Linked DNA regions of Homo sapiens: regions 1, 2, 3 and 5 are each linked to region 4. Evidence: chromatin loops called from intact Hi-C (ENCODE). Cell type or tissue: A673. All regions are shown on one strand.

The links. A loop is a pair of places that touch in the nucleus more often than their neighbours do. Peaks named below come from ENCODE experiments on the same cell type or tissue, not always from the same donor. Only the 100,000 strongest peaks of a DNase experiment are listed, where the experiment ranks them.
Region 1: a loop joins it to region 4, with 3.0 times the contacts of the local background. A loop is called at or near these places in 26 of 110 quality-filtered maps.
Region 2: a loop joins it to region 4, with 7 times the contacts of the local background. A loop is called at or near these places in 24 of 110 quality-filtered maps.
Region 3: it touches region 4 in a loop (4-fold over the local background); 14 of 110 quality-filtered maps call a loop at or near these places.
Region 5: a loop joins it to region 4, with 8 times the contacts of the local background. A loop is called at or near these places in 8 of 110 quality-filtered maps.

What each region holds. Positions count from the first base shown.
Region 1 is chr2:122,449,091-122,454,090 of GRCh38, reverse strand. No RefSeq gene overlaps it. Among named protein-coding and RNA genes, the nearest start is that of LINC01826, 620 kb to the left of the region's middle. In A673, a CTCF peak has its summit at 2,821 (motif pointing right); a DNase peak (open chromatin) is centred at 2,860.
Region 2 is chr2:121,809,284-121,814,283 of GRCh38, reverse strand. LINC01823 (long intergenic non-protein coding RNA 1823) reads right to left here. Exons shown (of 5, transcript NR_183364.1): 5 at 4,326-4,655. Among named protein-coding and RNA genes, the nearest start is that of LINC01823, 21 kb to the right of the region's middle. RefSeq lists enhancers at 89-657, 2,418-2,919. In A673, a CTCF peak has its summit at 2,863 (motif pointing left); a DNase peak (open chromatin) is centred at 2,813.
Region 3 is chr2:122,133,304-122,138,303 of GRCh38, reverse strand. All of the region lies in intron 2 of LOC105373592 (a long non-coding RNA gene), which reads right to left. Among named protein-coding and RNA genes, the nearest start is that of LINC01823, 350 kb to the right of the region's middle. RefSeq lists a silencer at 1,959-2,068. In A673, a CTCF peak has its summit at 2,034; a DNase peak (open chromatin) is centred at 2,053.
Region 4 is chr2:121,972,231-121,977,230 of GRCh38, reverse strand. The region is part of intron 2 of LOC105373592 (a long non-coding RNA gene); the gene reads right to left. Among named protein-coding and RNA genes, the nearest start is that of LINC01823, 180 kb to the right of the region's middle. RefSeq lists an enhancer at 667-1,174. In A673, a CTCF peak has its summit at 1,987 (motif pointing left); DNase peaks (open chromatin) are centred at 50 and 2,010; H3K27ac peaks cover 3,143 bases.
Region 5 is chr2:122,191,151-122,196,150 of GRCh38, reverse strand. All of the region lies in intron 2 of LOC105373592 (a long non-coding RNA gene), which reads right to left. Among named protein-coding and RNA genes, the nearest start is that of LINC01823, 400 kb to the right of the region's middle. RefSeq lists a silencer at 3,492-3,692. In A673, a CTCF peak has its summit at 4,634; DNase peaks (open chromatin) are centred at 1,360, 2,360 and 4,620; H3K27ac peaks cover 3,553 bases.

The sequences.
Region 1 (5,000 bases), 480 kb before region 4:
TTAAGTTATTTGAGAAATCTCCAAACTGTTCCCATAGTGTATTCCCACCATCAGTGTATAAGTGTTCTCTTTTCTCCACAGCCTTTCCACTATCTATTCTTTATTGACTTTTTAATAATGGCCATTTTCAATGGTGTGAGACAGTTTCTCACTGTGGTTTTAATTTGCATTTCTCTGATGATTAGTCATGTTGAACATTTTTGCATGTTTATTGGCCACTTGTGTGACTTCTTTTAAGAAGGGTCTGTTCATGTCCTTTGCCCATTTTTAACTGGATTTTTAGTTTTTACTTGTTGATTTGTTTAATTTGCTAACAGATTCTAGATATTAGTTGATATGATTTGTCTGTGTCCCCACCCAAATCTCACCTTGAATTGTAATAATTGCCAGGTATCAAGGGTGGGGCCAGGTAAAAATAATTGAAACATGGTGGCTATTTCCCCCATACTGTTCTCATGGTAGTGAATAAGTCTCATGAGATCTGATAATTTTATAAATATAGGAATTCCCCTGCACATGCTATCTTGCCTGCCACCATGTAAAATGTGACTTTGCTCTTTGTTCACCTTCAGCCATGATTGTGAGGCCTCCCCAGCCATGTGGAACTATGAGTCAATTAAACCTTTTTCCTTTATAAGTTACCCAGTCTCCAGTTTGCCTTTATTAGCAGCATAAGAACAGACTAACACATTAGTCTTTTGTCAGATGCACAGTTTGTGATATTTTCTCCCATTCTGCAACCTGTCTGTTTACTCTGTTGTTAATTTCTTTCACTGTGCAGAAGAAGCTCTATAGTTTAATTTGGTCCCACTTGTCAATTTTAGCTTTTGTTGTCATTGCTTTTGATGAGTTAGCCATAAGTTGTTTGCAAAAGTCTATGTCTAGAAGGGTATTTCCTAGATTTTCTTCTATCATTTTTAGTTTGAGATCTTAGATTTAAATCTTTAATCTATCTTGAATTAATTTTTGTATATGGTGAGATGTAAGTTTCCAGTTTTATTCTTCTGCCTGTGGTTCACCAGTTATCCCAGTACCATTTGTTAAATAGGGAGTCCTTTCTCCAGTGCTTATTTTTGTTGATTTTGTTGAAGATCAGATGGTTGTAGGTATGTGGGTTTATTTCTAGGTTCTCTATTCTGTTCCATTGATCTATGTGTATATTGTTTGTAATGCTATCATGCTATTTTGATTACTTTAGAAGCTTACTTTAGTAGTTTTAGTAGCTTACTTTACTTTTAGAAGCTTATCTTAGTAGCTTTAGAATAAACTTAGAAGTCAGCCAATGTGATGCCTCCAGCTTTCTTTAGTAGCTTTAGAGCTTATTTTAATAGCTTTAGAATAAACTTGGAAGTCAGCCAATGTGATTCCTCCAGCTTTCTTTTTTGTTGTTGTTGTTATTTAGGATTTCTTTAACTATTTGGGCTCTTCTTTGGTTCCAAATAAATTTTAAAATAGATTTTTTCTAATTCTGTGAAAAATGGCATTGGTATTTTGACAGCGATAGCATTAAGTTTATAGATTGCTTTGGAAAGTATGATTATTTTATAATAACTGTATTGATTCTTCTAATCGATGAGCATGGAATATTTTTTCATTTGCTTGTATTGTATATGATTTCTTTCAGCAGTTTTGTGGTTCTTCATGTAGAAATCTTTCATCTCTTTGTTGTATGAATTCCTAGATATTTTATTTTCTTGAGATTGTATTCTTGATTTTGTTCTCAGCTAGAACACTACTGATGTATAGAAATGTTACCAATTGTTATATATCAATTTTATATTCTGAAACTTTACTGAATTTGTTTTTCAGTTCCAGCAGTCTTTGGGTGGAGTTGTTAGGGTTTTCTATGGATAGAATTATACCATCAGCAAAGAGCAATAGTTTGACTTCAATTTTTTTTTTTGGCATTGACCCTGGATAGTATAATGACTATGTGTCTTGGGGATGGTCTTCTTATATAGTATATCACAGGAGTTCTCTGAATTTCTTTTATCTGCATGTTGACCTGTCTAACAAAATTGGGCAAATTTTTCTAAATTAGATCCTCAAAATTTTTTTCAAGTTGCTTACTTTCTTTTCTCTTCTCCCAGGAATGCCATTAAGTCATACATGTGGTTACCTTACATAATCCCATATTTCTTGAAGCCATTGTTCATTTTTTAAAATTATTTTTTCTTTATTTTTGCTGACTGAGTTGATTCAGAGGACTGATTTTAAGCTCTGAAATTCTGCTTAATCTAGTTTGTTTTTAAGGCTTCTCACTGTATTTTGAAATTCTGTAGTGAATTTTTCAATTCCAAAAGTTCTGTTTGTTTCTTTCTTAATATGGCTATGTCATCTTTCCAATCTTGGTTCATTTTTCTGGCTTCTTTGTGATCGATTTTAACTTTCTCTTGGATCTCATTGAATTTCTTTCCCATTCATATTTGAATACTGTGTCTGTCATTTTACACATTTCATTCTGGTTAGGAGCCATTGCTTGGGAGCTAGTGAGATCCTTTGGAGTTGATGAAATGTTCTGGCTTTTTGTATTGCCAGAGTTCTTATGCTGCTGGCTTCTTCTCATCTGAGAAAGCTAACACTATTTTTTTTTTTGAATTTGCTATATTTTGGATGGTACTTCTTGATATTTTATTGGTTTTTCCCCTCAGGAGTAATAACTGTGGTGTATGTTGTGTATGGTCAGTTGGCTTTGTCTCTGGCTGCTTTCAGGGTATCAAGGGTCTTTACAAGTTTTCTGGTTGCAGGTAGGTTTGTGCAGTGGCTTTCTCAGACATCACTTTTTGTAGCAATATGATTTTGTTTGGTGGTGTAATTCAGGCTGAAGTCCAGTAGGTGGCACTTAAGAATAGGAACCAGCGCATAGGGGCAGGAGTGGAAGCAACAGAGAAGCATGAAACGTGCCTTTTCCCAGTGCATGCACATTCATCTTCAGTGAGGTGGAGGCACTACGGAAGCCCAAGAAATGATCTCTTTTAGTCCATTCGCTGGTCCAAGATGGGAAGAGCCACAGCTGAGTCCACAAAGGTGCACCAAAGAGGGAGGCAGGCTGGAGAGATGACTGCCCCCCACTTCCATTCCTGGGCTTTAGTGGTGACACCTTCAGCAGCTGGCACCATGTTCACATTTTCTTTGACCCAAGGGAACTTTGGCAGGCTGCACTGCCCATTCAGGGGTGGATTGTGCCAAGGGTTAGATCTCCAGGGAAGTGAGCTCCACCTCCTTTCCACTCTTTGGAGCTGGCAGAGCACTGTCCCCAAGCTGAGCAAGCGAGCAGGCTGGGGCACCCAGAAATAACATGTGGAGACTGGTTCTAGGTCACAAAGCTGTCCCTAGCTGCAAGTCTTGCTGCCTTCAGCTTCCACGATTACCTTCCCCCTCTAGTTCAGTGATGGGAGAGAGCCTAATTGCAGCACCTACTGCTTGGGTACTCTCCACACTCATTGCTCAATTCTGGCTGTGGGACCATTCCCTCATTCAAGAGCAAGCACTCCAGTTTCTGTCTCGAGACTAAAATACCTGCTGTGGCTGCTGCTACCAGGTCACCAAATGCTGTCTATATACTATCAAAATGGTGTCAGTTGTGGGCTTGTGACTGGGGAGGGTGGGGCCCCATTCTAGTGAATAGGCAAGAAGCTTTGGGAAGTGTGGTCCACTGAAATCTTGGCCTCACAGCAGCCTGTACCAGGGCATTGAGTATTGTCCTAGGTATGCATAGGAGAACCTGGCTTCCCTGTCCCTCTTTGGCTGGGTGGCAGCTAGAGTGCATCAGCCCAAAATCAAGACAATGGTGAAGTTTTGGACTGGGAACAGAAAGGGTGGAGGATGACCTAGGCAAGCAGTGTGAGCAAAAAGCTGTGGAGAGTGTGGTCTGATCATGTTTCAGTCTCACAGCAGCCTGTTTCAGAGCACTGGGTATGACTATATATATATATATAGGATAGCCTGGATTTCCTGTCAGTCCTTGGTCAGGGGGTGGCTTTAACCTTGTCAGCCTGAGCTCAGGTCGAAGGCAAGCCTCAGCCCACCACTAAGCTCTCAAAATGGTGCCTTGGTCTGGAACCAGAGGGGATGGGACACCATCCAGGCAAGCAGCATGAGTAAGACTCTGGAGAAGTGTGATCCACTTATATCTCAGTCTCAACAGTAGTTTGTAGCAGGACAGCAAGTACCCACCCAGGGGTGTATGGGTGCACCTATTCACCCCTCTCCCTTCTTGGAGCAGCACAGTGGTTGCAGCCATGGTCTATAGGTCCACAGCATCTTGGTTCTGAAAATGGCTCCTGACTGAGGCTGCTCCTGACACAGATAACTGTGGGATTCTGTGTAGGAACCCTTTCTGGAGCAACGTCTCTGTGCAAAATCTAGGCAGCTCCATATGTCAGGCACGAGGACCTAGTGGGTTGATGGTTTCTCCCATGCCAGGTTTGTTAAAGTTCATTTCAGAGGTCTGGGTATTTCTCTGTTACTGTTTCCCCACATCAAGGCATTTCTCCCAACTCTCAGTAAGTTCCTAGCTGGACAATCTGCCTCAAACTCTCTTCCTACTTATTTCTGGTGCTTTCCATCTCTTCTGTGATGAATCCAAACATTCTCTCCTAGAAGATATGTTTGAAATTTGAGTATCTACTTCCTATTCTGGCTCTTCCCCATGGTGGAAGCACATAGTACCTGTATTTAGTTGGCCATCTTGATCCTTCTTCTCTTTAGCCTTTTCTGTGTATAAGATCATGACATCTCTTAATAGTTTCATTTCTTCCTTTCCAGTATGTATGTATTTTGCTTCTTTTCCTTGTCTAGTTGCCATGTGATATGGCTTGGATCTATGTCTTCACCAAATGTCATGTTGAATTGTAATCCCCAATGTTGGAAGTGGGGCCTGATGGGAGGGAGGTGGTTGGATAATGGAAGTGGATTTCTCATGAATGGTTTAGCACCATGTGCTTGGTGCTGTTCTTGTGATAGTGAGTGGGTTCTCAAGAGATATGGTTGTTTAAAAG
Region 2 (5,000 bases), 160 kb after region 4:
CCTCCCACAACACATGGGAATTCTGGGAGATACAATTCAAGTTGAGATTTGGGTGAGGACGTAGCCAAGCCATATCATTCCACCCCGGCCCCTCTAAATCTTATGTTCTCACATTTCAAAACCAATCGTGCCTTCCCAAAAGTCCCCCAAAGTCTTAACTCATTTCAGCGTTAACCCAAAAGTGCATGGTCCAAAGTCTCATCTGAGACAGGGCAAGTCTCTTCCACCTATGAGCCTGTAAAATCAAAAGCAAGCTAGTTACTTCTTAGAAACAATGGGGGTACAGGTACTGGGTAAATACAGCTGTTCCAAGTGAGAGAAATTGACCAAAACAAAGGGGTTACAGGCCCCATGCAATTCCAAAACCCAGCAGGTGCAGTCAGATTTTAAAGCTCCAAAATGATCTCCTTTGACTCCAGGTCTCACATCCAGGTCACGCTTATGCAAAAGGTGGGCTCCCATAGTCTTGGACAGCTCAACCCCTGCGGCTTAGCAGGGTATATCCCCCCTCCCGGCTGCTTTCACAGGCTGGCATTGAGTGTCTGCGGCTTTTCCAGGCACACGGTGCAAGCTGTCGGTGGATCAACCATTCTGGGATCTGGAGGATGGTGGCCGTCTTCTCACAGCTCCACCAGGCAGTGCCCCAGTAGGGACTCTGTCTGGGGCCTCTGACCCCACATTTCCCTTCCCCATTGCCCTAGCAGAGGTTCTCCATGAAGGCCCTGCTCCTGCAGCAAACTTTTGCCTGGGCATCCAGGCATTTCCATACATCTGCTGAAATCTAGGTGGAGGTTCCCAAACCTCAATTCTTGACTTCTGTGCACCCACAGGCTCAATACCAAGTGGAAGCTGCCAAGGTTTGGGGCTTGCACCCTCTGAAACCATGGGCCGAGCTGTACCTTGGCCCCTTTTAGCAATAGCTGGAGCAGCTGGGATGCAGGGCACCAAGTCCCTCCACTGCACACAGCATGGGGACCCTGGGCCCAGCACATGAAACCATGTTTTCTTCCTAGGCTTCCGGGTCTGTGACGGCAGGGGCTGCCCTGGAGACATTTTCCCCATTGTCTTAGGGATTAACATACAGCTCCTTGTTACTTATGCAAATTTCTGTAGCCAGCTTGAATTTCTCCTCAAAAAATGGGTTTTTCTTTTCTACTGCATCATCAGGCTGCAAATTTTCTGAACATTTGTGCTCTGTTTCCCTTTTAAAACAGAATGCTTTTAACAGCACCCAATTCACATCTCGAATGCTTTGCTGCTTAGAAATTTCTTCTGTCAGATACCTTAAATCATCTCTCTCAAGTTCTTTGAACAAATCTCTAGGGCAGGGTCAAAATGCTGCCATTCTCTTTGCTAAAACATAACAAGAGTCACCTTTGCTCCGGTTCCCAAAAAGTTCCTCATCTACATTTGAGACCACCTCAGCCTGGATTTCATTGTCCATATCATTATCAGTATCTTTGTCAAAGCCATTCAACAAGTCTCTAGGAAGCTTCAAACTTTCTCACATTTTCCTGTCTTCTTCTGAGCCCTCTAAACTGTTCCAACCTCTGCCTGTTACCCCATTCCAAAGTGACTTTCACATTTTCAGGTATCTTTTCAGCAACGCCCCACTCAACTGGTACCAATTTATTGTATTAGTCCATTTTCATGCTGCTGATAAAGACATACCCAAGACTGGGAAGAAAAAGATGTTTAATTGGATTTACAGTTCCACATGGCTGGGGAGGCCTCAGAATCATGGCGAGAGGCGAAAGGCACTTCTTACATGGCGGCAACAAGAGAAAAATGAGGAAGAAGCAAAAGCAGAAACCCCTGATAAACCCATCAGATCTCATGAGACTTATTCACTGTCACAAGAATGGCATGGGAAAGACCAGCTCCCATGATTCAATTACTTCCCCCTCTGGGTCCCTCCCACAACACATGAGAATTCTGGGAGATACAATTCAAGCTGAGATTTGGGTGGGGACACGGCCAAACCATATCAGCCCTGGTGGTCAGGAGGGAATAAAGGCAATGGCCTGAGTTTCTCCTCACAACACCAGCCCTCCCTGTAACTTTCTGAAACTCCTTTGTCCCATCCAGACAAAGGAGTTTTGTTTGCTGTTTGGTTTATTCGTTAGGTACTTACGAAGTGCCAATGCTATGACAGTTACATCAGTGCTGACCCCACCACTGTCACCTTCATGCCCAGGGGCTGTGGAGTCCAGTACACCAGAGGGTCCCCAGCCCTGACTCTTGTGGGGAATTACCCTGGAATGACCAGACTCTGCCTGGTGGCAGAAGGCCCCTCGAGAAGATGGGAGAGGAGCCCTGGGGCTGTGTGAGGGCTGCACATGGCTGGACAGATGGGATGTAGGATGCAGCAGACAGGCCAAGGCCATGGTCCCAAGGCCAGACCCACAAAGGGTGTAAGGGTAGCCCTAACAAAGATGCCTCCAAGGCTTGGGACTTTGCAAGGTCTTTCTTAGGAGATGCAGAATGAAAACTTAAGCCACCACCATCTAGCCTACACCCACAGTGCCTGAATAAGACCCTTCTGGATGGAGCTGGGGGCAGAGCAAGCAAGCTGCCCTAAAGGTCTCTCATTGCTGTGGGAGCCCGCCCATCCTCTGACACACGAGCAAAACCATTTTGTTTCTTCGCTCGGCATTGTTCTGTTTGTTGGCTTGCTTTCATTCTGCTTCCTTTCCTGTTTTTGGCATCCTCATTAACATCATGTTCTAGTAAGGATTATGTGCTTCAGAAGCTCAGGAAAAGGCAGGAAGCTCAAGCAGGCTCTGGCTTTGGCGGCGTCCCTGAAAGCAGTGGTGGCCTCGAAGCCAGGTGGAATCATTCGTGTCTAGTGCCATCTTTTGGCTATTTTCGAGAACTTCAACTAACAGAGCTAAAGTAATGCCTGCTGGCCTTCAGCGCTACAAAGCCTCTTTCTTTGCTTCTAGTTTAGGGGAAAGGCCAGTCTAATTCGGTCAAAAATCTAAGCTGGAGATCACTCACGAGTGAAAAGATACTTTTAAACTTTCAATAGCCAGGAGGCAGGGCCAGAGCCTGGCCTATTCTTCTTGAAAACTTTGGAAAGTTTCTTGATGGGTAAGATTCAGCAAGTAGGTCAGTCCTTGTGCTACCCTAGTACCCGGATAAACTCAGCTGTACACGGGAAAATAACTCCCTGGTTCCCCCACTAAAGAAGAGTGTAATGCTCTATCTTTCCAGGCCAGTCCCCTCCGAGGCCCCTCACTCTCTAGCCCTTCACACAAACTCACCATCCGGCACTCCCTGCCTTGGGCTGTTGGGGAGGAAATCAGAATCTCGAGGCTAACAGATCCTGCTGTGGCTGCAAGCATCCCTAAGTGTATGTATTGTCTCTGGGCATTTTAGTGGCCAGATGGAGTTTCTCCAGAAAAGGCCCCATCTCCCATGAGAACCATGAATTCAGACAGCCGGACCCAACAACGCCAGTCTTAGGAATACACTCTCCAGAGGAATACACACGTGCAAAATGGTACTGGTATAACTTGTAATATTATAACACATGGTATTCATAGCAGTGTTGTTTTTAATAGCAAAATATTGATGATATTCTAAATGTCTCTCAACAAGAGGATATTAAATACATTGTGGTACAATGAAACAACAGAATACTAGGTAGCCATAAAAAAGAACAATATGGGAAGATCTCCAAGATATATTATTATATGAAAAAAGTGCACATAGTATGCTAGCATACATAAGCATATTTATTCCATATATGTGCAGATAGATGTATAGCATATGCACATATAAAATGCTTATATAGGTGATCAAATATTTCCAGGACAGTACACAAGAAACTGGCATTATTGGAGCCCTTTGGAGGGAATCAGATGGCTGTGGATGGGGATGAGAGGGAGACTTTTGTATCTTTCCATTTTAAACCAATTTATTTTAAATCAGTGTATTTACTTTTTCAAAAGTATGTAAAGAAAAAAATGACCTCTGTCACCTAGAAGCTGGTCAAGTGCCTGGAATAGAAGCATCCCATGGTGGACCACAGCAGAAAATGAATAAGATACATTTTGTAGACAGATTAGCATTTCATACACTTCTCTGTATTTGCTTCTTATGTTATCCCAAGACTTCTAACAAAGTACTGTTTGAATATTCCAGGTTTGCCTCTCCATGCCGAAGGATTTAGCTCTCACAATAACAAAAATGCTAAAATGCAGGCCCTGCCTTGAAGGAGTTCCCAGTTTCCTGAGCTCAGCAGACACCTAGAATACCTTGCAATAAAAAAAATAGTTTGGATAATCTATTGCTATGCAACAAAGGCCCACAAAACTTAGTGGCTTAAAACAACAATTTATTATTATCCCCTTCAGCACTGTGGGTTAACCGGGATCAGCTGGGAGGCTTCTATTTAGAGTCTTTCATGTGGTTGCAGTCCAAAGGTGGCTGAAATCGGAGTCATCTGAAGGCTCAACTTGGCTGTACATCAAAGATGATTTCTTTGCTCACATGTCTGTCTCCACAGCTGCTGCTGGCCCTGTGCCTCTGTCCAGGTAGCCTCTCCACATGGCTGGTTTGGTTTCCACACGGCATGTCTGTCATCAATGGTAGATGGCTTCTCCCAAAAGCTGCAACCTCAGAAGCCGTGCACTCTCTTCTGTTGCATTCTATGGATCAAAATCAAGTCAGAGATCTAGCCTGGATTCAAGGGAAAAGGACTATACAAGGGAAGAAATACTGGGAGGCATGGTCATCTTTGGAGAATGGCTACCACAAGCTAGGATAAAGACAAGCCCAGGTGCAAAGGCAGCCCAGAACTTGACCCTGACTCACTGTCCATCTCAGCACTTGTTCTAAACTGGAGCCTTCTTATGCTTTTGAAAAAAATGCATCTTGGGAAGTTATTATTAATGTCTTCAAATTTCAAGCCTGAAAAAAATGAGGAAACCCGGCCAGGCGCGGTGCTCACGCCTGTAATCCCAGCACTTTGGGAGGCTGAGGCAGGTGGATCG
Region 3 (5,000 bases), 160 kb before region 4:
AGAGTCAGTCGGTCCCTGGTACATAGAAGAAGCCCAAAAACATTGCTTCCTTCCTCCGTTCCTACATGGATTAGCTTCAGTCCACTCGCCTAACAAAGCACTTGACCCTTAGCTGCTCTCCCAGAGAACCAGGGAGGAATGTTGCTATTATCTCATATTGAGGAGAGAATGAAGACTCAAGGGTTAGACCACATGGACAACTTTAAAAAACCAGAGAAGGCTGATATGGTTAGGCTTTGTGTCCCCACTCAGATTTCATCTTGAATTGTAATCCTCATAATCCCCACGTGTCAAGGGAGAGATCAGGTGGAGGCAATTGAATCATGGAGGGGGTTTCCCCTATGCCGTTCTCGTGAGAGTGAGTTCTCATGAGATCTGATGGTTTTATAAGGAGCTCTTTCCCCTTCGCTTGGCATTTCTTCTCCTGCCACCGTGTAAAGAAGGTGCCTTGCTTCCCCTTCACCTTCTGCCATGATTGTAAGATTCCTGAGGCCTCCCCAGTGATGCTGATCTGGGAGTCAATTAAACCTCTTTCCTTTATAAATTACCCAGTCTCAGGCAGTACTTTATAGAAGTATGAAAAGGAACTAATACAATGGCCTTTTAAGAGGAGAGTCAAGTGTGAAATTTCTTGGCATGACACCTTGGATACCAACCAACAGGTGCTGCCATTGTCACCGTCGTTGTTGTTTTGACAATCTGCAAGAGAAGAAAATGCTTCACCCCTGTCTTAGTCTCCTTAGGCTGCTATAAGAAAATACCTCAGAGTGGGTGGCTTATAAGCAACAGAAATTTATTCCTAACAGTTCTGGGAGGTCCAAGATCAAGGTGCTGGCAGAGTTAACGTCTGGTGAGGGCTGGCTTCCTGGTTCTTAGACAGCATCTTTCTCACATGGTGGAAAGGGCAAGGGGTTTCTCTGAGGCATCTTTTAGAAAAGCTCCAACCTCATTCACAAGAGCTCCACCCTCATGACCTAATCACTTCTCAGAGGCCCTGCCTCCCATCACTGTCACCTTGGGAATTAGGATCTCAGCATATGAATTTAGACAGGGACACAAACATTCAGACCACAGCACCCTTTTATGAAACATCCTGCTATGGTTTGAATGTTTCCCCCAGATTCATGTGGTGGAAAAGTAATCCTCAATGCAACTGTGTTGGGAGGTGGAGCCTAATAGAAGGTAATTGAGTCACAGAGCCTCATAGTGGGCCTTGCAAGTCGTGCTACTGGGACTGGGCTTTACTGCAGGGCCTCTGGAGTGTTTCACACTGTGGAGTGGCAGGCCACATTTGCACTCTGGAAACACCATTCCTTATGGCAAGTCTCCTGTGGCTCCAAGGGGACTTCCTCTATTGCTCCTTAGCACCGCAATGTCTAGGGAGAAATAGCATACAAGCTATACTTGATGTAATTTTAAATTTTCTTGCATAAAAATAAAAAGAAACAGATAAAATTAACTTTAACAATATTTTTAACCTAACATCTCCCAGATATTATCAATTTAGCATGTTATCAATATACAAAAATACTAATAAAGTATATTACTTTTGTATCCATACTTAGCCTTTGAAATCTGGTGTGTATTTTGAACTTACAAAACATCTCAATTCTGACTAGCCACATTTCACATGGTAGTTAATGGCTACCACAGCTGACAGTGCAGATCAGACGCACCCTCTGGTGACCTGGGTTTAAACAAGCATTTTGGAGAGAGTCTCCACTGGATGTAAAAAGCATTGAAAAGTCATTATGAGGAAGCTGGGAGAGAGACGTGCAGATTGACCGTCCCACTTCACCAATAAACCCCAGCATGCCCTCCTGGAATTTTCTTTAAGATAAGAATCTTTATCTTATTTGCCATAAATCTTACCTTCAGTCAAAACAAAATGCCATTCCTTGGTGCCTTGGAGAATACCAGAGTCTGGAAAATGAAACTTGGAGGAAATACTAAAGGGTCTTCAGGAGAACTCATGTGGTCTCCTCGTGCCACCTTGGGACCTCCACCAGGAGCACATTGAAGCACTGGCTACTTAGGACCCCTAGAGGGCGTGGGGATTCTGCATGGTCCTGGGGTTCCCAGGGTAGAAGTGTTCTTCCTGCCAGAGAAGCACCCAGAGTGTCCCTGGCACCATTTCTTCAAGGGGACAAGAATCTGTTGGTGACCAGCACCAGAGTGGAGGCAAGAAACCAGTAATACCTGGTTTCCACACCAAACTTTTTGAATATTCTCCAACAGCAGATTTCCCTTACAAATCTGCTGTTGGAGAAACAGGCAAACCACAAACACTCTTTCAAGCACAGAACTCTCCGAGAAGTTGATGGGCTGCCTCTCACTCTTCCAGTGTAGCTGGAAGAATGCGCAACGTGGTTTTTGGTACAAGCCAGGAGCAAACTGGTATTTTCTTCTTTATCTTCCTCTAAAAGCAGATCTGTGGGGCAAACATTCTTGCGGGGAGAATAAAAATATTGTGTGCTTTGATTTTGGCCTCACTGCATATTTTGTCAACACAGGTTAACAAGGCAAAAGGGGAAGAGAAAGGACAAAAAGACAAGTGTGAGGGGCTTTATGTAAGAAAAGCTGCTGATAAGCACATGAGCCACACACAGCCCTTTCAGTGCCTGCATCTGGTGTGTGGAGATAACAAAGGCACCTTACCCTTTTTGATGGGGGAAAGAGGTTTTGCCATGTGACAAGTTAGCTCCACTAGAGAAGGAATTTTATATCAGTTATTTCCCTCATGTTAAAACAAAAAAACGGAGAGAAGCAGAGCGTCACGCCCAGCACATGCGGCAACCTTATCTTCTCCATAGCTAACTCTTTTCCTCCATGAGCTCGTCCAGTCCCGTGGCTTTAAATTCCATCTAAATGTGTGGTTCCCAAGGGTTTACCTTGAGCCCCCTGCCCAGCTCCACCACGCCCCATCTGTTCCTGGCCCTATTTCCCTCTCATCGCAGTTGACTGATTACTCAGTCCAGAACTCTTACAGGTACCCTTGACTATCTCTCTCTCATCCCACAGTCAAACCATCAGTAAATCTTGTGGCTCAGAATGCACCCAGGATCTGACCACTCCCATCCTCTGCCACCATCCTAAGCCAGCCCCACCTCTCCCCTGCTACACAGGCTTTCTCAGCAGTCTCCTCACTTCCACTCTACCAACCCCTACAATCCACTATCCACACAGCAGTGAGATTGCTCCTTTGAGAACCTAAGTCAGATCATGTCATTCCTCCACTCAAAGTCGTCAGCTCCCCAGCTTCCACTGAATGAAAGCTCAACTCCTTGCCAAGGCCTGCAGGCCCTCCAGCAGCTCCCACTCAGCTCCAGCCACTATGACCTCCTTGCTGGCTCCCTAGGGATGCCATTTCACTCCTGCCTCAGGGCCTTTGCACTGCAGTCCCTTTCGACTAGTCCTACCACAGACCTTCACACAACTCTCTTCTTCAATTCATTCAGTTATACGACCAAAGCCACCCCTTCAGAAGGCCTTCCTAGACCACCCCACCCAAAACTGCATCGCCACTGTACTGTATTTCCTTATTCTACTTTATTTTTATTCATAGCACTTACAACTACCTGACTTTATATTATATTTTATTTGCTTACTTACCTGTCATCTGTCTACCCCCACCAAAATGTAAACTCTAGGAAGGCAAAGACTTATCTTATCCATTGCTACATCTACATGCCTAGAAGAAGAATGCTTAGTACCTAGACAATCAATAAATATTAGTCACACACAAAAGATGTATTGTTCGGGATGTGGAAAAAGGGAACCCTTGTACCCTGTTGTTGGGAAAGTAAATTAGTATGGCCATTACGGAAAATAGTACGGATGTTCCTCAAAAAAATTAAAAACAAAACTATGATATGATCCAGCGATTCTACCTCTGGGTGTATGCCCAAAGGAAATAAAACCGGTATGTCGAAGAGATATACTGTCCAACATGTTCATATACTCACATGCTCATTTTAGCACTATTCACAATAACCAAGACATGGAACCAACCTAAGTGTCCATCAGTGGATGAATGATAATGAAATCATGGGGCCAGTCGCAGTGGCTCACGCCTGTAATCCCAGCACTTTGGGAGGCTGAGGTGGGAGGATCATGAGGTCAGGAGTTCAAGACCAGCCTGGCCAACATGGTGAAACCCCATCTGTACTACAGATACAAAAAATTAGCCAGGCGTGGTGGAGCATGCCTGTAATCCAAGCTACTCAGAAGGCTGAGACAAGAGAATTGCTTGAACCTGGGGGGCAGAGGTTGCAGTGAGCCAAGATCGCACCATTGTACTCCAGCCTGGCAACAGGGCAAGACTTTGTCTCAAAAAAAAAGAAAAAAAAGAAATCATGGTATGTATACACAATGGAATACTAATCAATATTTTGAAAAAAGGAAATCCTGTCATTTTCAACAATATGAATGAACCTGGAGGATACTATGCTAAGTGAAATAAACCAGGCAGGCTTTCTCCTATGACCGGCGAGGCCACGGGACCTGGCCCCAACAGGGCTCTCTGGGCTCATCACTCACTAATCTCTTCCCTTCTTACTGTTTCTGGAACATAATAAGCTTATTTGCCCCTCAAGGCCTTTGTCCTTGTTATTCCCCTGCCTAGAAAGACTCTCCCTTCACTCAGATGCTGCTTCACTCAGCCATCCTATCTAAGATAGCCACCACGGCCACCTCAGCCCCGACTTGGACACTCTGGGCCTTCAATCTTCTTCATTTTTCCCCAGAACTTTATACAATCACTTCCTGGACTTATTCGTTTGTCTTCCTGGTGGTATGAGACCTCCCTGAGGACAGATTGTTTTCCTGTCTTCCGTATCCAGGACATTGCCTGATGCACAGTAGGTACCCAACAAATATTAGTAGAATAAATGAATGAGGCAAGTAGCCAGAAGGAGACTGTGTAACCCACATGCAAATAAAAGTGGAAAATGTGTTCCTGCTGTCAGCAACCTTATCCCCCAAACCTATGGTCTCCTATG
Region 4 (5,000 bases):
CACTGCCCTGAGACTCTCCTCCAAGGATTACTTTGGGTCGGGCCCACCCTGATCCTATTGCCTCTCTTCCTGCTCTCAACAGAAACTTGATAAGCACATCAGACCCGTGCTGGAAAACAGGCCTGTATTTTCTCTAGCACGAAGTAATTTCTACCCAGGGACTTTCCTGACACAGTTTGTCAAGCAAATTAGATTGTCAAGCAAATTAAAAGTAGCTGCTAAAAATGTGACCCTGAGCTGCTATATTCTTGTTACTCTGATCAACCCCACCCCTACATCCTGAAATCTGCTTAAGGGCAGCCACCTTCTCCATGGCTCCCCAGTGCCTAGGCCAGTTCTCAGCACACATTAGGTGCTAATACATGGAATCAGTCAGTGAATGAATGAGCGAATATAAAGCCATTCAAAATTCATTTCTTAAAAAGTGTATCTATTAAAGAATTGAATCTACTTGAATGCTTCTCCTCAGTGTCATTGTGGCTGAAGAGACAATGATAGCAGTAAACTCTTCTAACTGATAGGACACTTTTGTTGGGGGCATGGGGTGGACCATCTTTCATATTTGCTCGGCTCAGGAACATTGCATGTGTACAGACACCTTGACAGATCAGGAGGGCCTCCAAAAGCCCTTCCACGTACATAGCTATCAGTGTGACTCCGATATCTACTGGAACAACCCAAACTCTCGACATCTGGGTAAAAGTGAATAAAATCCCTAATTCCAGTGTGTGGAGCCTTCACCAGGATTTTGCAGAATCCCGAGGGACTTCCAGGGGCACGGCCCAGGCAGCTTCTGGGCTGTCTTCCACTCATGCCTCCTCTATTCTGTGCCACATCAACTGGTCCAGATGTGAACTGAGGCTTTCCCCAGTTCTCTCTCTCTCTCTCTCTCACACACACACACACACACACGTACACACACAGCACATAACACAAAACTTTCATGTGAAACTTTGGCAAGTAAACTTCACTGAAGACGAGGGGAGGGGTGTCCATGGGGCCGGCTCCCACAGCATGCAGCCCAGTCAACTCCGAATCAGGTGTCAGGCATTCCTGTTCCCTCTCGCTGACCCGCGCCCAGAGGCCATTGTCCGGACAGCACCCGCACTGGCTGGAACTCCAGGTTTCCCCATCTTGCCTGCTACTCCCTCCTCTTCCTCCGGCCTCCTTCCTCACCTCTCCTCTTTCAAAGGATATAAAACAAATCGTCCTCATTGTCTCATTAAAAGCAGTTTAACATCCTTTTTGTGACCTGAGACCCCTCTAGCACCCTCTTTCTCAGTGGTGTTTCAAGACTTTTCCCAAAGACAGCTCCTCCCCAAGAGGGACCCAGAGCCTGATGTTACAACACCAATGGCCCTGCCCTAGGCCGGGGCACAGCAAGAGCCAGGGGGCTCTGGCCTGGCTCCATCACCACCCCCTCCACGTCAGCAACACCCCTGGCAGAAAAGAGCACAGGACAAGGCCACGCATTCCTTGTCCCCCCTTTCATTAAGTGTCCAAGTAGTTGGATCTAATCCATTAGAGGCCTGGTCCCTCCCTGGTGCAGGACTCATTAAGCCATCACCTCATACCTGCTATGCCTGTCAGGTTCCAGAGTCCTCCCTCTCCCCCTGGCTGTCAGGACCTCAGACTTCAAGTGCTGCCCCCCTTGAAGTATGTGGCACTCCCCTTGAAGTATGTGACACTCCCCTTGAAGTATGTGGCACCCCCCTGTGACCTTCCAGGACCTCAGTGCTCCCTCCCAGGGCTCAGATAGCAGAGTCCAAAGGGAGGCTGCTGTAAAACCGCAGGGAACGTTGCCTTGGGGCTAAGCAGAGAAGCCATCTCTTCCTGGATAACAGAGGTGTAGCTGCAGACCCTGCAGAGTGGGATAATGCACGGTGGCCTCTGAGACCGGACTGCTGGGCCACTGGGCGTGGACCCTTTCGGAGCAGAGTGCACCCTACAGGCACTTTCTGTTTGTCAGAAACATCGTCCTAATAGACTTTGTTAGATCACGACGCTTTACTGCCATCTGCTGGAAGCTTATTATAATAAATACACAAACCTACAGAGTGAATGGTGCCTGCCTTGGTGTGGACTCCAATGGGCAGTGCTTGTTCCCCACAACAGAATGACGACCTGCCCTTGGCCCGGCTCCAGTCCCTGGGCACCGAGACACCAGGAGAGGCCGGGGGTGCACAGTAATGCATCTGGGCATGGGTGAAGCAAAGTCACATGTCCCTTCACCATGCAGCCAGCCCATGCTGAGCCCAAGAATCACATGAGGGAGGAGTCTCATGATATGCTCAGCCTTTGCAGCAAAATGTCCAGAAAAAAATGAATTGCAAATAGGTTAAGGCCCAAAGTAGGCAGTAATACTATGCCCTGGAGAGAAGTCAGACCAAGGTCGGTGTACTGACCTTGTCTTTTGTTTTCTATATTCTTGATGCTTTGACATTGGGGCCCTTGCTTACCCTGGAGGGACTTCCCCTTCCAGAGTGAGGCAGTTCTAAAACTAGTGTGGCCCCTTGGCATGGGGTGCCCCCTCCTCTTGGGAACTGTGAATAACAAACAGTCTTTTCAATGGCAATTCGATCTGTTGGCCTTGCTGTACGCCGAAGTTTCTGTTAATACACTCTACTTTAACACAGTGCATAATCAACATACTAAATAATGCCTGTTTTCAGAAGGAACATATGTGGACTCCAACTGCCATGGCTCTGTCTTTGCTCCAAATCCTAGTAGGATCCTGCTACCTGCCCCACCTGTACCCACCCAACTCCTGGTTTGCCCAGAGCCACACACTCCTCCTTTTATGCATGTTACTTGCTGTGGTCTGGTCTTATTTCTTTCTGGTTTTAGCTGCACTATCTGCCTAGTTTGCATTAAACAAACATTCGAAACTGAATCTCTTATTTTAAAAAGACACCTTTTTACACTCGACCTGACGAGTCTTTCCCCTTGGGGGTGGCAAAGTGTACCTAGGACTCCCAGTTCAGGGTCTGGAATGGGACTCACCTGGCTTTTATCCCAGATCTACTATTCAGTAGCTGTGTGACATCAGAAAAGTTAGGGAGGTAATATGGAGAGTTAAGAACAAGAGCTCTGGGGCTCATTTGTCTGCATGTAGATCCTAGATCTTCTCCTTACCAGCTGGGTAACACTCAGCAAGGTTCTTAACCTCCCTGAGCCTTAGTTTCCTCACCTGTAAAATGGGGACCATAATCATAAAACCCACTTCATAAGTTTAAAGAGGTTAATATTCATACAGTGCTAAAAGCAGACCCTGGTGCAAATTTGTTTAAATTTCTTATAGATGCTTGATATTAGACCTTTGTCAGGTGCATAGTTTGCAAAAATTTTCTCCCATTCCTTAGGCTGTCTGTTTACTCTGTTGATAGTTTCTTTTGCTATGCAGAAGCTCTTTAGTTTAGTTAGCTCCCATTTGTCAATTTTTGCTTTTGTTGCAATTGCTTTTGGTGCCTTCATTATGAAATCTTTTCCTGTGCCTATGTCCTGAATTGTATTGCCTAGGTTGTCTTCCAGGGTTTTTATAGTTTTGGGTTTTACATTTAAGTCTTTAATCCTTCTTGAGTTGATTTTTGTATATGCAACACCGTATTTTCTTAGACGATGAATGTGAATGCTCTTTAGACACTTGCTACTTTGCCACAGTCCCTGCTGCTTCCCAATATCTCAAATTCATTCATGTATTTTACCTCTCTGGCCACTGCAGCCTTAGAGTTTCTGACCCCTACAAGTTGACTGGAGTCCAGGAAAACAATGACTTTCTATTCCAGCAGGCTGGCTTTTTACCATGCCTTCCTGTGCATATTTTATCATTAAAATCATCCATTTTCCCTGGAAGTGCCAGTGATGGGTTTGAGGAAGGTCACAGGAAAATCTAAGGAGCTTATCCTCTTTTTACACCCCTTTTCAGAAAGGCACAGTGGCCAGCCAGTATTCTGTCACTTTGAAGTAGCAGTATAAAGAGGAGCCTGACCACAGGGTCCTTGAAGCTCTGAGCAGTTCCTCCAGAAGCCCCAGGTGAGATGCAGCTGCTGGCTGGGAGCCACAACTTTCCCAGAGCCCAATGCCTGGAGGCCGAGAGCCGGGGGATAGGCTCAACTCCCACAGGGGATGCCACATCCAGGATCACAAAGGTATCAGCAATTCATCAAACATAATCACCACAGATTGTATTCATGGAGGCTGGATAGAATTAGGAAGCTGCAGGCTACAGTGGATGCATTTCTGATTAGAATTTCTCAGCCCTGAGCTACTGAGGATAATGAAAGTCATCACTGGGAGAGGGGCAGAAAAAGGAAAGTAGAGAGAGAAGGAAGGCAGACACCAGTTTGGCCCCCATCCTGATCTCTAAATGGAAGGAGCACAAAGATCCCTCTATAGTTCATTTTCCCTCGGGCTCCTGCAACCTCATCTCTCTTTGAGGACTGGCTGCACCACAGGGGCCCCAGGCCCTCACCTCACACCCACTCAAGGGAATGTCTGGGGTACAGCCCCATAGCTATTTCTCACATATTCCCTGGGTGAGATTTCAGAAGCCCTGCACTAGAGAAAGACAAACAGTAGTAATAAAGACTGCCTTTCACAAGTCTTTCTTTGATGTTTTTAAAATCGTTTTTAAAAATTCTTTAAAAAAAACATATTTTGATATAAAGACCACTAAGGGGCCCCCAAGATTGCAGTTACCTATCATTCATTCTGAAGCGTGGGGAAAGGCGACTGGTGGGAAGGAAAAGTGAGCTAATAGGGGATTTCGCACAAGCATAATGGAGCTACATGGCTCTTATAGGACACATGCCCTATTTTGCATCCTGCCCTATGCTCTGCACGGGACATGCAAAGATGAAAAAGGTAAGCCGCTGTGCACTTGGGACAAAAGACAAGAAACAAAGGACTCCAGCACAAACAATTTGTGCTCAAAGGAGGGATGCCACTGAAACTGGAGGCTAATCTGATTAAGTTGCCAAACTTAACCTTCCTGCCTGCTT
Region 5 (5,000 bases), 220 kb before region 4:
AACTCCTGACCTTGTGATCTGCCCACCTCAGCCTCCCAAAGTGCTGGGATTACAGGTGTGAGCCACTGCACCCAACCTGGCTCCTTCTTATAAGGGCACTAATTTCATCTATAAGGACTTCAATCTCATGATATAACTACCTCCCAAAGGCCCTACCTCCAAATACTACCACATTGGGATTTAGGGTTTTGGCATATGAATTTGGGAGAGAAAATATTCAGACCATTTCATTGTTCAAGCAATGAGGCAGAATAAAAAGAAGCAAATTCCTCTTTCCTACACCTTTTGCTCTATTCAGGCCCCCAAGGAATTGTATGATGCTCACCCATGTTGGAGAGAGCAATCTACTTTACTGAGCCCACCCATTCAAATGCTAATCTCATCCAGAAACACTTTCACATACAAACCCAGAATAATCTTTAACAAAATATCTGGGCATCCTCCAGCCCAGTCAAGTTGACACATAAAATTAACCGTCACAGATGCAGACCAAAGTAAAAGGTGCAAGTCTATAAGCCAAGACGCATAAAACAGGGCAAGATTTTGGAATGATTATCAATGGCTGCCCCAGGGTACGAATGTAGATGTTTGGCAAACAATGATGCAGAGAAGTAGATAGAAGTCAGACCAATCATTTCCTTCAGACAGCTCAAATGCTTGCTGCAATATAAACAATTTTTTAAAAACATGTCTCACTTCTTTCATCAGATGGCCCATGAATGAAAGACCTGGATGACTTTCAGTGGGTGAGCCCTACCTCCTTGGTTGAACTCTCACCCAAACACTTGGACCCCACCCTTATGCACTGAGGTTAAATGCAAGAAATAATTAATGCCTATGTCATCTGTGGCCACATCGAGGACAGTCCACCTGCACCACCTTCTTCCAGGACCACAACGGTTACCTGGCCTTCACTCCCTCCAGCCCACAGCTAGCATCTGGTCACTAGCTCACTCTTCTAGTGGTGTCCCCTTGGGCTCAGAGGCATCCCACCACTTTGCTTGTTGGTTTGGTTATCACTTGAATGGTTATCACAAGCTGTTTGACTCAGCACCAGCCCAGCACAGGTTGGGAAAGGAGCAGAATATAGGGGAAAGTGGAGGGACTTTGGGACTAGAGTCTGGTTCTTCCACACACTTTCCAGGTGACATCAGTATTAGGCTAGGCCCCTTTACAAATCCAAACCTCATTCTTCTCGTTGGGAAAATAGAGATATTAATACTTCCTGGAGGGCTTGTCAGGAGATGCCACTACCCTGCAAGTTCCTTGGGTCAGGGACTTTGCCCTGCTCTCTGTCATGGTTCTAATCCCTGATGATTATCTGACATGTGGAGAAAATACCATGAAATATTCATGAGTGTATACAAAGTGCCTGACTCATAGTTAGCTCAAGTAAATGTGTGTGCCTGTGTCCTGAAAGAGTGGTTATTTCCCCCAGCACTAACACTACCGTAAGAAGTGCAGGTGGGAGAAAAACAAAGAGGACCTCTGAGTCAGACACCCCCTCCAGGGCTCCATTGTTCTCATTCAAGTCAGGAGATGGTGGAATATCTCCATGTCCCAGAAGGCCCACCCAACCTCTCTAACGGAAAACCTTTGGCTAGTTCAAGGTGTGGCATGAAAATTAAGCCCACACATCAGAAACATTGCACCCACCACAACCAGCATGGGTTTACCACGTGCTTGCATCTGACAGCATTGTTTAGACAGAGCTTTAAGTCTTAGTTTCACAAATTAAATGTGTTGAATGAGTGACCAAGTGATTGAATTTAGTCAAATAAATATCAGTCAGTTGATCCCCTTTTTTGTGAAAAAACAAGCATGCATTGCACCTGTACCAAATTTTGGCATGCATGATCTTATGGGCTAGACTGGGAGTGACTTTCAATGCTATCTTTGACTGACAAGGAACCTGAGGCTCAGGGAGGTTATATCGCTAGTAACCTGCAGAGCCTGGTGCAGAATCTACAAGCTGGCCTGCACTGAGATGCCTCTACGTGGAGCAAAATGTCTAGGTTTTGCTTAATTTGAACCCATCAAGAAAGAAAATGGCACTATTCTGGGGTCAATAGTTCTCCATATTGTGTGAATATTGCTTTTCCTTTTCTACTTTAAAAGTGACACCAGAGTGGTTTTCGCCAGTTAAAAATACTATAGCTGTCTGTTCAGTAGGGAATCTTTTGTAAAGAGGATCAAATATTTAAGACAGGGCATTTTTCCCCCTTAGAGCAGAGCTAAGCGGAGGATAAAAACGTGCTATCTTCCTCATCCGTATGCAAGAAGGAGAGTTTGGATCCACATTCTTGTAAACCTGGAGGAGTCAGATAACAAGCGTTTCTCAATCCAGTGGCTCAAATTTCAACCAAATATAACTTTTCTATCTTGCAAGACAGATGTGGCAATCCAGAAATATTATGATGAGAATGTAGGGGAAGGAGAAAGCACAGTTTGTAGTTACATGGCAATGAAGGGATATCAAACTGTGCACCATAATACCATGAATTACGAGACCAATGGGACAAGAATTTTTTTCCTGGGAGGATGGATGGGTGACACTAATACTCCTGTGACTGAAGAAAGCCAGCATGTGCCCTGATGTTACAGAAGGAAACACAGACATAAAAGTCTAATATAAACATTCTTGGGCCCAGACTGAAGTGAAGATAGAAAGGTTACCATCGACAATATGGATATAAAAATATCAATCTGCAGTATAATTATAAATAAAACGGTTGTTAACTTTTACAACGCCTACATATATTTATGTAATGTCAAAGCTTACACATCACCAATCTTTATATCAACTTTTATATTGGCATTCTGAGAAAAACACCATATTTCCTGGAGTTTTTTGTAAAATAACAGAGAGGCTATGGCCATAAACATTCTTCAAATGCATAGATCTCATCTCTGCGTGTGTAAATGGTATGTGTGCTGTGTACATTGACATGCTAATGAAAGCATAAATAACTCACCAGAGACTCCAGAAATGGCCAGAGCAGCATTGTCAATTTGACCTTTAGCAGAAACAGCATGAAAATATTACCAGTGCATCCAAACGCTGCACCCACCCTGAATCTGGGAATGCAGGAAAGAACAGAACACCCTGACTACTTCCTATACGACAGTGTGGCCCAAAGAGTGCCTGGTCCAGCCTCAGGGAGACTGAGTTCAAGTCTACAGCTGCCAGTAGCCGGCTCAGTAATTTTTAAGTAAATCGAGCATCATTTTATGTCTCCAGATGTTTGCCCATAACAGAGACTTTCAAGTATATGTATGAGGCCAGACCCAAAATCATGTGAAAGACTTTTTGAGATCCCAACCAGAAACCATTAAATTGAGGGCTATTCCACTCATAAAGGTAACATGAGAAAGTGGTGCACTTACTCCAAGGATAAAATTGTCACTATCATTTGCAGACCTCATTGGTTGCTACTGTCCTACAGGGCAACACCTGCTTGGGGAACAGCCTTGGCTATACAGGCAATGGGGCTGGGTTCAAACTCTGACCCCATCACTTATCAGCTATGTGACTATAGGCAAGTCACTTAACCTCTTTGAGATGTCATTGCATCTGCTGTAACATGAGAACAGCAGTATCCACCTAATGGTGGTATTGCGATAATTAAAAAGCCACAGCTAGCATGGTGAATGCTGTGTAGTAGACAATAGATGAAGGATTCTCCTTCTTTTTTCCGACATGGGTTCATTTACAAGTTGCACAAGAAAACGGCCTCATAATATCCACCCAACACATCAGCCAGGCTTGCCACGAGGATCTGATGTGACAGTAGATGTGAAGACACTTTGAATATCTCATTTATCATAACCATGTGTGTTCACTGAGTGTGTATATATAAGAGATGCTGTTGTAGGTGCCAATAAATATGTTATTTAGACCTAATAATCACTACCATGCTAACATTGATGGGAAGGAGGGGACTTTGCCCTCAACTCACAATCTTATCCATAAAGAAGGCAGTTTCTGGCCCCTCTTCCCATGTGGGGAAGCACTCTCTCTCCTCACCTCAATTTGCTCTTCTCCATTAGAAGAGTAATCATAAAGACATGGGCCTTTTCCCAAATGTACTCCTTGTTGGGCATTTGTCTAAGGGCTTCACACACAGTTACTGATTTAGTTCTCACAGCACCTTCAGCAGATGGCATTATTATTATTCCCATTTCACAGATGAGGAAATCAAGGTTGAACTCCATCATGTCACCTGACAGCAAAAGATGTGTGACCAGTAAGTGTCCGAGCCAGAGAGACATGGGAGGAGAGAGGCAGCTGTGTTTGCTCTGCAGACCCCAAGGATACTGATCCAACCAGCCGATGGGCAAGAAGATCAGATAAAAGGAAGGGGTAGTCCACCTCCTCTCCCAGCTGCAGGCCCAGGGGAAGAGCAGGGTGACGGTCAGGTGCACATGTAGAAGGTAAGCCCAGATGCATGCATACCTGGCAGGAGGAAGCACTAGAAGGGCCACTCTGAGGATAAATGTGGAGGGTGAGACAGGAACCTGCCTTTAGGGTTCTGCAATTCTGCCTCTGGGTGCCTGGCATGGCTCACAGAGAGTCTGGACTCCACAACCAGATTAGCACTCGCTATTAGACAACACCGCCTAGTGGTTAAACTCACGGTCTCTGCCTGCATCCAAATCCCAGCTCGGTCCCACCCCATTTACTGAAAGGCCAGATTCAGATGGGATGTGGGAGCTACACTTTGCTCAACCCTAGACTATATTCTCTAATCTAGGGTGGCCCTGAGCTTTGCTTTGTGGTTTCTGGAACTTGCCCGGGTTAATAAAGCTGATGTAGTTTTCCTTTTAACGGTGTAAAACCCTAAACCTCTAACAGTAAACTGGGGGCCTAAAAGAAATGTCACTGGGTTTTATTATAATTATCCACAGGCCCAGGGATTCTCAAAGTGCAATCCTCGAACCAGTGAGATTAGTATGGCTTAGAAAATTATCTGGCCCAATTCCAGACCTACTGAGTCAGA